Linked DNA regions of Mus musculus: region 2 is linked to region 1. A link is a loop called in an ENCODE intact Hi-C map of the cell type or tissue named here. Cell type or tissue: heart. All regions are shown on one strand. Links, peaks and the distances in the headings refer to the core of each region. The heading gives the core; the rest is flanking DNA.

Region 1 (7,581 bases), core at 2,582-7,581:
TCAGCAGGGTGGTGATGAAAAAGTGGAAGTTGATACATAGGGAGCGATTTTACAGGGATGAAAAGGAAGCAGTATACTCACCTATGTCCTGTAGGGACAACCTGGTCCTGCCTGGATCACTGCTTTCCTGGTGTCATCTGCAGGACCTTGGTCGTTGGAGAGAATCCTGCACATGGGGAAAGGAGACTTGGCTCTGGCTCCACACAGTCAAGATCTGAATCTAGCCTAAATGTGGCCAAAGGGTAGAAGATAAGCAGTAAGATAACCAAAAAACTGACCCAAATATTTTTCTGTTCCCATACCTTTTCTTTTTCTTTTTTGGTTTTTCAAGACAGGGTTTCTCTGTGTAGCCCTGGCTTGTCCTGGAACTCACTCGATAGACTCGCCTCGAACTCAGAAATCCGCCTGCCTCTGCCTCTGCCTCCCAAGTACTGGGATCAAAGGTGTGCGCCACCACCGCCCATCTCCCAAACCTTTTCCAACAAGGCTACATGGCTGTGTTCTTTGGAGAACTGGAAGTCTAGACAGGAATTATGGCTTAGCTTTCATCTGAATGTTATTGCAGGGACCCAAGATGGGAAACAGTGTCGTATGTTACAGCTTTTTCTTTTCAGTTCCTACCTCTCACTCACTAGGTGAAGAACTCAAGACCCACAGAAGCTCCCCGACCTGTTCAAAGTCACACAGTAAATAAAATATGACTAGAAGGGAACTGCATTCCCCTTCCTTCCAATTCAAGACTTCTGGCTTCATAATTCCCATTCAAATCAATGAAATGTAGTTTTAGAATGTAAACAATTGCCTAAACTACGCAAAGCTAAGTCTGAAGACTTAGAAAGAGCGACACACAGAAACAAGATTCTGGCTGGTTTTGAGGGGTCAACAAATACATTTTTCTCTGGGGGATCCCAAGAGCTTGGAAATCTGGGTGTGGACAGAGTCTGATTGAACCAAACCCGCAGTCTAACGCCAATGTCTTTACCCCAGACAGGGATTCTGAGTGTGGGAGATGCTTTACCCACCCATCATTATAAAAAGTTCAGATAGGTTTCAAAAGGAAGATCTCTTTAAGATAAGCCAAAAATGTGGGCTCAGCACATGGTTCCTCTCCCTCAACAGAGCTAAGTAGATTACTAAGGGAAGGAGGAGACAGAACAAAATCTCTCTCCCCTGTCAAAATGAGTTTATAAAGTCAGTCACGGCAACCTACGCCTGTAATTCATTCCTACACTGAAGAGGCATAGAGGAGAGGATCGCCCTGTGAGCTCAAGGCCAGCTCGGTCTACAAATCCAGTTCCAGACTAGTCAGGACTTCATTGTGAGACTTTGTCTGGAAAAAACACAAAAGGACAAAGGTCGCCTGGGGGGATACACCTTATCTTTCCAAAAGCCCACTAACCTCCACGCCCTGGAGAAAGGAGAAGTAAACTTAGGCCAAAAAAAAAGTGTGGCCGGGTGTGGTGGCGCACGCCTTTAAATCCCAGCACTTGGGAGGGGAAGGCAGGTGGATTTCTGAGTTCCAGGACAGCCAGGACTATACAGAAAAACCCTGTCTCAAAAAACAAACAAACAAAAATGTGTAACCCCACCACCACCAAGAAAAAAAAAAAAAGCTTAGGTTGGAACTGGCACCTAAGGGCAGGAGAGGGAAGAGACAGATTTAGAGGAAAGCTGGTATCTTTCTGTCCTCTCCTTTTTCCAGGGCAGATGACTCTTCCTACTTCCCACCCGGGGCTAACCAGTTTGAGACAGGGCACGCAGAGGAGGAGCCTGCGCCAGTCAGACGTCCGTGACCACGCCCCTTCGCTTCATCACCACACACCCACACACACCCACCGCTGGCTCCGGAAGAGCCGGTTACTCCTGTGCCCCACTGTTCCCACCCCTTCCGAGCCCCAGGCCTAGTAACCTCGGCTACTTTTAGGCCCAAACCCTGCCCTGAGCCAGTAAAGAAAGAGGTAAGATAGAAGACCACCAGATATTAGAAGAGGAAAAACAGGGCATAATACGTTTTTTCATCTGGTACAGAAGGGCTCCTATCGCTTTATCCCACCTAGGCTGCGATCTTCCCTACTCTCTGAAGGATAAAGGTGGGCAGGGAATACGCCCCAAAGCTTTTTACTTTTTGCCGGGTGCCTTAACATACAACACTTGTGACCTGCCCCCCACCCCCATGCCAAATCTGAACGCAAAAAAGCGGACTTGATCCCATGTGTCCCCAAACATTTGTCAATCCCCATAACAATGTGGCTGGTTAGCCAACAAGCCTCCCTTCAAGAAGCTACTCCAAAGAGAAAGGGGCCAACGGTCATTTTATTAGCAACCTGTGAGAAGAGTGTCTGGGGAACAGACTGAACCTCCCACAAAACAAGCCAGAGGATGATGAGACGTGAAGTGGCGATAAACACCTGCCACCGCCTTCTCACCCTCCAAGTTCCTGCTGTACCTCCCTGTCTCTGGGTCAGCTGTCATTGTGCCAGCCACTCTGGAGCCAGATGGCTGGGGCTATGAGATGGTGGTATGCATCCTAGCTGTACCTTCCCTTTCCTCTTCAAGACACTCCAAGCATCCAACCTTAAGCACTACAGGACACACACACTGCGCCCTTCCCAGCACCTTTAGTTGTGACTCAGAGTAGTATAAGACAAACCCTGACACCCATTCTACTAATTCTGGAGGCAGGGGCACTAGAGAAGGAGCTCGGGGCTCAGCTGGATGGAAAGAGTATTTCCTATTGAAGGTAGGGTAATTATAAAGACCTCCCACTCCATGACTGAACCGATCTTGCCTTAGCCACAGCTCTTGGCCCTGTAGCAATTCCCATTGGTTCCTTTTCGGCACTCAGGTTCGGAGGAGACAATCTCACCGTATTTTGGTAAGGTTAGGTTCTCTCATAATATGCCAAAAAGATTGTAACCCCTCCCCTTCTCCAAGTGGGTCTGCGCCCCTCGGATTTAGTCTCCAAATTCCCCAACGGACAGCTGGGCATATGATAGGCATATAAGACAGTGACATCTCGGGGTTTTTGTTTGTTTTGTTTTCTGGAGTAACCTGAAATAGAGAAGGTTGGGCTTCCTTTGCCTTACCCAGCACCCCCAATCCCTTAGAGACTTAGCCCCAGTCTTGTTCTGCCGCAACAGCCGCTGAAGCGGAGTATCACAAGGTTCCCGCAGCGCCGCTGCCCCCGGCGCCCGGACTAGGGGGAGGGGCCAGCTCCAGCGGGGCCGAGCGCCCTTCCCACCGAGATCAGGGGGCGGTGCTCGGGTCCGACCCCAAACTCGGCAAGAAAAGCTTTAGGTGAGACTTAGCTGAACTTGAAGGGTGAGCGGAGCAGGGCGGACAGCGCCCGTAACGTGCGTCGTACCCCCCGCCCCCCGCACTACCAGGAGAGGGGTTGGGGTGGCGGTTATCTCCCCCCCCCTCCGGGGTTAGGATGGCGTGGGAAAGCGCTAGTTCCAGAGAAGAGGAGGCGAAACCCAGACCGCGGGAGAGCTTTCTGGCGAGGGAGGCGCGGGGGAGGGGAGATCCAGGGCCGGAATAGGAGGGGTTCCCGGGAGAGGATGGCGGAGAGGCGTGAGAAGCCTCCGGATCCCGGGCGCAGAGGACAGGGGAGGAACGGGCGAGGAGGCAGGGCGGGGGAGAGAGCAAGGGCAGCGGGCGCAGGGAAGGTCAGAGCTTGGATCCCAGGGGAGGAAGCGGCTGCGGGGACGCCCTGCCCTGGACCCCGGGCCTGGAGGCGGATGCCGGGCCTCACCTGAAGCAGGGCCGGGCCGGGCGGCGGCGGCGGCGCAGGTGGCCGAGCCGGGCGGCGGCGCCTCCTCCCCCAGCCCGAGGCCGGCGGCGGAGGGGGGGGGGGCGGCGCTTAAAGGGGCAGGAGCCACCCGGGTGAGGACGAGCGCTCAGGGACGGCTGTCGCGAAGGCTCCGCTGGGGGAGGGGACGGCGGGTGGCGTCTCCTAGGGGCCAGAACCAGGAAGGATCCCAGATGCAGGAAAAGACAGAAACTTCTGCGGCGTAGTTGGGGACAGCGGTGGGTCTGAACTGGAGTACTTGAAGAGCTCTTTTTGCCGGCACGGGGCGCCCAGCTAAGACTTATTCACAAAGGAGGCTGGAGAGACAGTGGGAGCCACAAAGATTCAAGGAGGCCTAGGAGAGCAGGAGAGGGAACTCAAGGCCGAGAGCATGTCGGGGTCACGCACAGCGCCCTGCTAGGTAAACAGGCTTCTCCCGGCCCTATCCGTACTACAGCTGTACAAATCTGGAATCAGGAAACCACAGAGGCAAAACGCTCTCTGTCCTGTCAATGGTGGAGGCCATCCGTAACAGGGTCGTGAGGCTGATGCAGGGCTAAGAATCGACTTTATTCATTGCTCGGTTTGGCCCCAGCCACCACCACCACCCTTGCAGCAACCTCTGGGGCAACAGGAAGCAGCTGCTCAGTGCAGCCCCGACCCGGTGGTGGGTTAAAGGGGGGAGGAAGAAACACCGAGAGAAACTAGGGGGAGGGGAAGCATCTCTTACAAGACCAAGACTGAACTAGTAATGAATACAGTAAAATACTACTTGAATCTCTGCACTTAAATTGGAGCGGGGGGTTCTAGGGTGAGGAAGGAAGCCCTAACCTAAGATACAACCCCAGGCTCTTCCTTAGAGCTGGAGCTTGCCAATGCTCAGCAGCTCACCAGCTAAGCCCCGTGTCCCCCCCACAGTCCGTTTCTCTTCCTTCACTCCCCCAAAAGAGCAAAGGTTAGGCCCCACCCCTGCTGAGTCAGCCAGAGAGGGAGCTGGGCATCCCTCAGGCCTTTCCCAGGGGCAGCTATCATACTTACCCATGTCAGGCTGGCAGGACTCAGGATTAGGACCCAGATTCTCACTGTCCTTGGGTCTTGCTTCAATTGAAGGCTACTGTTGGATCCTGTCCAACTATGGGCTGGGAACTCGCAAACCCCAAAAAAGCCAATGTATGCTTCCTGCGAACGACACAGCCTGAACTGCTGTAGGGTGATGTCCCTGTATGACAGACTGGGGTGGGAGGGAGGAGGGAAGGGCGGGGCTTTCATTGGGTGGAGAGAGGGAGGAGGCGAGGACAGGGCCGACCGGAGAAATATGGAGGAAGGTTAGAACTATATTAATACTTTAGGACTGTGGTTGAAGGGGACAGTAAAGGATGAAGGAAACAAAGAGTTACAGCTAGCGAGAGAGAAAGGTTCTCTACAAACCTTAGAGAACACGAACACCGGGATGGAAATGACCTTTAAAATATCAGTTTCCAAGTCTGTACTTGGGTGACAAAGCAGAAAGAGGTGACCTGTGTACTCTTAGGTCTTTATCAGCTTTTTGCCGACTCGAGTCAGGATCTGGAGCTGTCCCCACCCGGTAACAGCATTTCCCCCAACCCAAGCTCCAAGAGCAAACTACCAAGAACAGGCAACTCAGGGGCGCCACCTTCTGTCCTAATCTTGACACAGGAGGGACTGGAGCCAAGGACGTCATAGACAGATGGAAGCTCAAGCCTCTACTCCACCCCAGGAACCTTTCCCAGAGCCCTTTAGGTCACAGAGCTCAGAATTGGGAGTTGAGCTGTCCAGAGCTCTACCCCAAGTGGACAACCTTACAAGGTGAAACTTATAGATGTAGGCTCCTCCCCAGGCCAACTCCAGCTGGTTTGTAAATAGTCATTAGACTATAGAAATACCTCCTTGCAAATAGCCTTAAATAGATTTCAAAATGGTGAGATTGCAGGTCTTGTAGTGTCAAATGCTTCCACAAGAGGCCACTGGCTGGGCTCAAACACGTTGTAAGGCACAAAATACATCCTAGCATAGTGTGTGCTAAGGTACCCATTTTTATGAAGAGGAAGTACTGCTTTTCAAAAGTCCCAGTGGCAACAGTATCAAGATTACTCTTTGTAACATCACCGAAGCCTTAAAACTTTTTCATAAGGGATCTTAAGAGACCATTTTTTTTTTTTGCCCTGAAGACTCAAGCACAAACATGCACAGCTAGGCTTGTTCAAATTTCTGGCAATATATTAAGAATTTTCTGAATGAGTACCTAGACAAGACCCTCAATTGTGACAGATAGTCAGCATTTCCTAAAAACGCAATCCCTGTCTTGAATAAGTTTATCTATTTTCTCCAGGGGAAAAACACTTTAGTGATAGTTGGAGCAAAAACCAAAGCTGAGCCTATTATGAAACACAAGGCCCATAGAATCTCATTAATAAATTGATCTTTTTAATAATAATCCTGTTTCTAACAATTTCCTAAATGTGGCCCACCACTGTGAGCTCAATTATAAGCTGTTTCAGAAGCAACATAAACAGACATAAATGAGGGGTATATACTTTATTGAAAACTTTAAATACTCTTCAGAGAGAACATCACATCTTCAATCAAGGCTCTTGTGTGGCCTGCATGGAAGGAAACCTGAGCTCTCGCTTGATATGGAGAGATCAGTTGCAGTGCTGCCTTTGGCTGGAGTCCCTCACGACCCGTGCTCTTCTGCCAGCTTATCAGCCTTTGCCACGGCTTCTTCAATGGGTCCCACCATGTAGAAGGCTTGTTCTGGGAGATGGTCATATTCACCTACATAGGGGAAAACACAGTAAGAAGCTGAGTTATATCAGCTTCCTGCAGCATGTACACCTCACCACTTGAGCCCACTGTGAAACCTTATCATGCAAGGAAACTTTTCAACTTCCACGTGAAATTTACTTTTGGGGGGTGGGGGTGTGTTCCTGGCTGACCTGGAACTCAAGCCCCTAGATCTATTTAGGAGTCCCAGCACTAAAGGTGTGCACCATATCCACCCCCTTCCAAGTATAATTGTTTTTAAAGTGTAAAGTGTGTAATTTAAGACAAGATGTAGTAGATCAAGAATATGTTTGGGGCTTGAGTGGTGGTTTAACACTGACTACTGCTTTATCACCTCTAATTCCAGTGACCAGACACCACTCCTAACCTCCACTGACTGTTCTGGGAGGATCTAACTCCTCATGGGATCGTGTACTCACATCACATACAACACTCAGACACACAAGCACTTAAAAACCCGTAATCTGGAGCACCTGAGTTAAAATTCTCACTTTCAACTCAGTGACATGGGACAGTTAATGGAAGGCAGGGTAATGGCCTTTAATGGTATACTTTAAGAAAAGTATAGACAAGGGGGCTAGAGATGGCTCAGAGGTTAAGAGCATAGACTGTTCTTCCAAAGGTCCTGAGTTCAATTCCCAGCAACCACATGGTGGCTCACAACCATCTGTAATGGGATCTGACGCTGTCTCTGGAGTGTCTGAAGAAAACTACAGTGTACATACACATAATAGATCTTTAAGAAAGAAAAGAAAGGTATGTATCATTTCATTTGATCATGTTAGAATGAGAAGATAGGCTTGTTTTCTCTCACTTTTATGGCTAGGCTTGATAAAAAGAAAAAACCTCACCTGCTAAAATCTGCTGGAATCCTTTAATGGTCTCCTTCAAGGGCACCAGCTTCCCCATGTGACCCGTGAAGACCTCAGCAACTTGGAATGGCTGAGACAAGAAGCGCTGTATCTTTCTTGCCCGGGACACAGTCA
Region 2 (6,155 bases), core at 1,156-6,155, 400 kb before region 1:
ATCATCTTTTCCCTTCATCAGCGCTTCCAGCAAGGTTTGTGACTCAAAGCTCAGCTAAGGTTTTTGATGTGATCCTGACCAATGGTGTGTCCGTGTGGATACCTATGAACTCCTTTGGAGGTCCTGTAACCTTTTGGGTTATTAGGGGGCTCTTTGTCTCCCAGGGCCCCCTCCATGTGTGTGTGTGTGTGTGTGTTCCCTCCATGCTCACTAGGCATTATAGCCTTTTGTTTGATTTGAATAACATTGTCTTGTTGAAAAATGTTCCTTCTTTGGAATTATGTGTGACAGATGTTAAGCCTTGCCTACACTGGAACCCCTAAACCAACATTAGGTATAGAAGTCAGTGGGTAATAACACGCTCGAGTTACTGTGCATAGTTTAAGGTTGGGGGTAGGTGGGGGCCCAGGGATTACAAGTTCTAAGGATACGGGAAAAGACAGAAGGGAGTGCAAAGGCCTCCTCTCACCTTTTACTGTTTCCAGAACAGATTTTAAAACTTCCCACCTGATACCAGCCCCCCACCCCTCTACCCCGACTCCACCCCAAGCCCTTGCTTTGCTTGGGCTTTCCCACGGTCTAAAACTAATGCAAGTTTTTGTTTGTTTTTCTACTTTAGTTTTCTTCTTTCTCCCCTTAGCTCCTATCTCAGAATCACTGGCAAACATCCTATCTTCACCCTGGAGGTTAACAATCCCTATTCTGACAGGTCTCGTGTTTCTTCTCTGTACCCTTAAAGAAAACATTCTATTCAGCTGTAGGAGAGTGGTATCAGAGGGAAGAAAACTTTGGGGGCAGGAGTCCTGAACCATAGGAGGCCAGGGGAGTGAGGGCAGACAGGCATAAGTCTCTTCCCCCTCACCCTTGCCAACTGGCTCCCTGTCCCTGCTGCTGCCCCCGCCCCTTGACATCCCAGACTCCCTGCCTATTTAAACAGAGATGGGTGCCCCCATCAGCACATTGTTCTTTGGCCACCTGACATCATGCCTCCCAAGAAGGATGCTCCCGTGAAGAAACCAGCAGGGCCCTCCATCTCTAAGCCTGCTGCCAAGTCTACACCAGGGACCCCTCTAGCCAAGGCCAAGGCTGAGCCGGCTGCCCCCCAGGCACCTGCAAAATCCCAGGAGCCCCCTGTTGATCTCTCCAAAGTGGTGGTGAGTCCTGGGGAAGTGTGAATCTGGAAGGGATAGTTCAGAGATGCGGTGCAGCCTTGGGTATCCGGGAATATGTGGAAAGGATAGGGAATGAATGAACGCTGGAATGAGGTTGGGGCTCCCAGGTCAGGCCAGTTTCCGAAGTGAAGGGAGAGGGGTGCTGTCTGCCTCTGGCTCTTCTGTTCAACTCAGAAGGCTACATCTCTGAACCCCAGGAGGGGAGACTGAAGAGGGCAGGCTTGTTAGACAATCACAGCTGGGGGCAGGGGTAAATTTAGCCTTTGTTCAGCCCCCAGTTATGTGAGGGATGCAGGACTCGGGGTAGCAGGAGGGAAGGGAACAGGTGGCATGGGATTAACCCTGTTCCCAAGAAACCCTCCCCCTGTAATTCCTCTTGGGATTCTCCCAAGGCCCAGAGCTGGGGACAGGACTGAAGTGGCCCGGCTCCCCGCCTTCATCCCTTTGGGTCCCTCCCCAGAAGTGGCTGCCAGTTGGTTGTGATAGAGAGGGACTGAATAAGCCCTGTCATCTCCTCACCTGCCCTTTTTGTCCCCTACAGATCGAGTTTAACAAGGACCAGCTGGAGGGTGAGGAGAAGCCCATTTCCTAAGCCCCATTGTCAAACCCCAAACTCCTGGTCAGATTCTCTGTTCTAACGACAGTCCTGACCTTGAAACCTCCCACACTTGTCCTGTTCTCCTCCCTCCCATGCCTGGCTCTAGCACATGAATTTCTGAAGCAAACCTCCCTCTCTCTGTTGGTGATGGGGATCCTTGGTCACACTGCCTTCTCCTTACATCTCAGAATTCAGAGAGGCCTTTGAGCTGTTTGACCGAGTAGGTGATGGCAAGATCCTGTACAGCCAGTGTGGGGACCTGATGAGGGCCCTGGGCCAGAACCCTACCAACGCCGAGGTGCTCAAGGTCCTGGGGAACCCCAAAAACGAGGGTGAGAGGAGCCTTGAGTTTTGTGGGGGTTTCTGTTTTCTTCTTGGTGTTGAACGTTGAATACAGGGTTCTGCCTGGGCCATTGAGCTACATTTCTAGCCAGCAACTTTCTCTTCTTCCTCTTTTTCTTCTCTCTCTCTCTCTCTTTCTTTCAAGATAGGATTTCAGTATCCCAGCCAAGAATGACCTTACATTCTGATTCTCCTATCTCCACCTCTTGCTACTGCCCACTAGAGTGGTGGGATTACTCCAGTTTATGTAGTGCTGGGTTGAATCCAGGGCCTCAGGCAAGCCAGGCAAGCCCTTATTACAGAGGTACTGTTTTTTTTTACTTTTTGAGACAGGTGCTCACCAAATTACTCAGGTTGGCCAGGGACCTACAGTTCTATCCCAGCAGCCCCAATCCCCAGTTTTCTTTTTCTTTTTAAATTTTAATTATTATTATTGTTGTTTAGATAGTGTTGTTACTACCACCACTACTACTACTATTACTACTACATAGGGTGTCTCTATATAGCCCTGCTTAGCCTGGAACTCATTGTATAGACCAGGTTGGCCTCAGACTCAAGAGGGACTTCCCCTGCCTCTGAATGCTGGGACTGAAGGTGTGTGGGCTTAGTGGTTCTCTCTTTCTGTTTTGAGTGTGTCCAGCCACTGGGCTACATCCCTGCCTTTCCTTTTTTTTTTTTTTTCCTTTCTGTTGAGACAGTCTTAAGTTGTTCTGGCTGGCTTTGAACTTGCCTGGTAGCTGTAGTTACAAAACTGCACCACCAGGCCTGGCAACAGTTTCAATTTTCAATGACAGAATATTGGTAAGGTGACAGAGGACGCTAGGATGGACCTCAGGACTCAAAAAACGTCAAACACAGGGAAGAGAAACATCCTGAATGCTGAAAGGGATGAAAGTCACAATAGTAGGGTTGGATGGCACTGGATCCCACACCTCAGTTGATCTCTCTCATCTCTATCTAATTGCACTGGATCCCACACCTCAGTTGATCTCTCTCATCTCTATCTAATTGCCAGAGCTGAAGTCCCGACGTGTAGACTTTGAGACGTTCCTGCCCATGCTGCAGGCAGTGGCCAAGAACCGGGACCAAGGCACATATGAGGACTACCTAGAGGGGCTTCGTGTGTTTGACAAAGAGGGCAACGGCAAGGTCATGGGTGCAGAGCTCAGACATGTTCTTACCACTCTCGGTGAGGCAGGGCCCAGAGCTGTGGGGTGGAGAAGTGGGGGGTCCTGGAAGAGCTAAGTAGAGCCTAGAATGGGTTTATGGTCCTGCAGTTATGGGCAGGAGACTCAAGAGGGCCAGCATTGTGGAGACAGATCACCTAGAGGCTAAAGTGTCCAGCTATGAGCCAAGGGCAGGGAATGCAATGTCCCCCTTTGCAAGCCACAATTGTGTTGATTCCATGCAAGTCTCAACCCCGGCAGCTTGTTTCGCTGTCAAGTCAAAGCTTTCACCTGCTCCAAGGCACCGTTGATATGAAAAAGGGCAAGGGTGGGAGGATGAACCACCCTGAGAATGTCTTGGGCTGGTGAGGCAGGGAAGGCGGGGGACTCTAACTGTTTTTGGGTTCAGGAGAGAAGATGACTGAGGAAGAGGTAGAGACTGTTCTGGCAGGCCACGAGGACAGCAACGGCTGCATCAACTATGAGGGTGAGGGGGCAGGATGGCCAGGGAGTAAGGAGACTTGAGGGGGGTGGGAGTACCCTCAGTTACCCGAAGGTCAGTTTCTCAAGTCCTCTCGTCTCCTTTCGTGCAGCCTTCCTGAAGCATATCCTAAGCCTCTGAGCTCCGCAGGTGGCCCTCCAGCCAGCCCCTGGTATCCGCTTGAGAGGCAAGGGTCCTCGATCCACCAGATAGAAGCGCAGGCAGTGCGTCTCCGCGCCCGTCCGTAGCGCAGCCGCCAGGGCTGGACTATTTCCTTCCCCACCCCCCACCCCCTCCCACCCCCACCCCACCCCAGCCCCGACTCCCACCCCACGTAGAACCTGCAGCGACGGAAACTTGCCCCACCTCCTGTGCGGCCAGAAGCGCGTTCCTGCCACTAGGGGGCACTTACAGTTTTGAAATAAAAACATGGTTCCTGCTTCGGTTTCCGACAGTTTTCTTTTGAGAAAGAGGAAGGACGGGAGCGGGTAGTCCTCTCTTCTGCAAAAGCCCAAATCCTCTGCTCTTGGTGCAGCTCGGAAGAAAGGTTTCCGAGAGTCCCAACCCAGGCCCCCCTGCTAGATTCCTGAGCCGAGGTAGGGCGCCCCCCCCCCACCTCATTAATAATGTAGTGATGTCATCTGCATGAGCCCAGACTAGCGTGCCTATTGGATGAAACGGCGGAGGGTGACGTCATGCGCCATGGGACGTACTAAGGCTGGGGTTGGGTAGGGCGTCGGAGCCATTACTGCCGGAAAAGGTCCAGCAGAGCTCAGCAGCCAAGATGGTGGGCCCTGGGAATCGGGAGATCAGGGGGATTTGGGGCAAGGAGAGGACCGCGGGTGGGAGTAGAGAAAGCAGTGGACGTGGGCACGCCCAGGTTTTGGAAGGTTGGCTGTGGGATTGGAATGTCTAGGGCTTTGCCCTGGGAAGCGAATCCTCGGCTTCAAACAGGAGTTTGTAAAGCCGGGATAGAAGCTTGCGGGGTTGGACCTCAGGTAACTGACCAATCCCTTCTTCTCCGAGCAGTGTGACTTCACCGAGGACCAGACCGCAGGTAGGCAGTCTCTGACCCGCAGCTCAGGTCATCCTTACCGAGAGGGACCCCCTTCCTTTAGCATCTATCTTCTGATCCCAACCTGTCACCTCCAGCGCTCCCAGGAGAGTGCCCCGTGGATTTCCTTCTGCTCTAGATCCTCCATTTTCTTTTCTCATTCTTTCTTCCTTCCCCTTCCACTCCAGATCTGAGCCCCAAGCGCTGGGTGAGTTTTAGGTGGTGTGGGTGTGTGAAACAATTTGACTAGTGCCTGTTATGTGTCGGGTCTATTACGCTTGTGGTTTGCTGCTTCTTTTTTTGCCTCTCCTCTGATAACTGTCCCCTCCTTAAGCTTGGATTCTGAGTACTGTAGAGGGCAGTGCCTTGATATTTTGTTAAGATGGGCACTGGAGAGTTTGCTAAGGATGTGGCTTCACCTCTTGGAAGGTCTCCCGGAGGGGAAGGGTGGGAGTGGGAGGCTAGAGTCCAGGCTCTTACTTCCTTATATGGGCAGGACCTAGCCTGGGCGGTGGCAGATTCCTGCGGAGTTGTATAGTAGTGGTGGAGAGCCTAGCCTGCCGCAGCTCAGGGGGTGTGTAAACAGATGGCTACCACCTTAAGGTAAGGGAAAGAAGGTTGCCTGTCTTTATGTGGGGCATTTGAGTTGATAGAAATAGATCCCTAGGAGTAGTCTTGTGTATAGAGGAGGACAAGATATCTGGTTTCTGCAGCATGACTTAAGTTGAATTGGCAGCAGAGCTGTGCAGCAAGCACGGGGCTAATCCCTGGTGCTGCCGTTCTTCTGAATCCTCAGAATTCAAGGAGGCTTTCCAGCTGTTTGACCGAACAGGTGATGGCAAGATCCTGTACAGCCAGTGTGGGGATGTGATGCGGGCCCTGGGCCAGAACCCTACCAACGCCGAGGTGCTCAAGGTCCTAGGGAACCCCAAGAGTGATGGTGAGCATTTCAAGAATGTAGTGGGTTCATGGTTGTTCAGCTAAAGTCATCCCTTTATCTGCATAGGTGCCAAACTTGAGCAAGTTTTGTCTCATCCAGTTCTGATTCCCTCTTCTGGCCGTCCTTGTGTTCCCTACCGTCATGTCCTGAGAACATGTGTGACTTCTCTTGTCTGACACCTCCACCTCCCACATGACAGAGATGAATGTGAAGGTGCTGGACTTTGAGCACTTCCTGCCCATGCTGCAGACCGTGGCCAAGAACAAGGACCAGGGAACCTACGAGGATTATGTTGAAGGCCTTCGTGTGTTTGACAAGGAAGGAAATGGCACCGTCATGGGTGCTGAAATCCGTCATGTCCTAGTCACACTGGGTAAGGGTCTGTGACCTTTCTGGAGCTGA

The links. A loop is a pair of places that touch in the nucleus more often than their neighbours do. Peaks named below come from ENCODE experiments on the same cell type or tissue, not always from the same donor. Only the 100,000 strongest peaks of a DNase experiment are listed, where the experiment ranks them.
Region 2: a loop joins it to region 1, with 2.3 times the contacts of the local background. A loop is called at or near these places in 1 of 42 quality-filtered maps.

What each region holds. Positions count from the first base shown.
Region 1 is chr10:128,089,024-128,096,604 of GRCm38, reverse strand. Atp5b (ATP synthase, H+ transporting mitochondrial F1 complex, beta subunit) reads right to left here. Exons shown (of 10, transcript NM_016774.3): 9 at 7,447-7,581; 10 at 6,217-6,586. The coding sequence ends at 6,486. Baz2a (bromodomain adjacent to zinc finger domain, 2A) reads right to left here and starts at 3,822. Exons shown (of 30, transcript NM_054078.2): 1 at 3,755-3,822; 2 at 82-166. In heart, for the core only: CTCF peaks have their summits at 3,964 and 5,474 (motif pointing left); DNase peaks (open chromatin) are centred at 3,354, 3,894, 4,864, 5,454 and 1 weaker place; H3K4me3 peaks cover 3,524 bases; H3K27ac peaks cover 3,272 bases.
Region 2 is chr10:128,492,200-128,498,354 of GRCm38, reverse strand. Myl6 (myosin, light polypeptide 6, alkali, smooth muscle and non-muscle) reads left to right here and starts at 4,469. Exons shown (of 7, transcript NM_001317218.1): 1 at 4,469-4,546; 2 at 4,789-4,816; 3 at 5,610-5,753; 4 at 5,953-6,126. The coding sequence starts at 4,544. Myl6b (myosin, light polypeptide 6B) reads left to right here. Exons shown (of 7, transcript NM_172259.1): 2 at 938-1,154; 3 at 1,714-1,741; 4 at 1,959-2,102; 5 at 3,128-3,301; 6 at 3,688-3,765; 7 at 3,872-4,198. The coding sequence starts at 984. The coding sequence ends at 3,900. In heart, for the core only: CTCF peaks have their summits at 2,870 and 4,199 (motif pointing right); DNase peaks (open chromatin) are centred at 3,304, 4,084, 4,444, 5,304 and 3 weaker places; H3K4me3 peaks cover 4,163 bases; H3K27ac peaks cover 4,591 bases.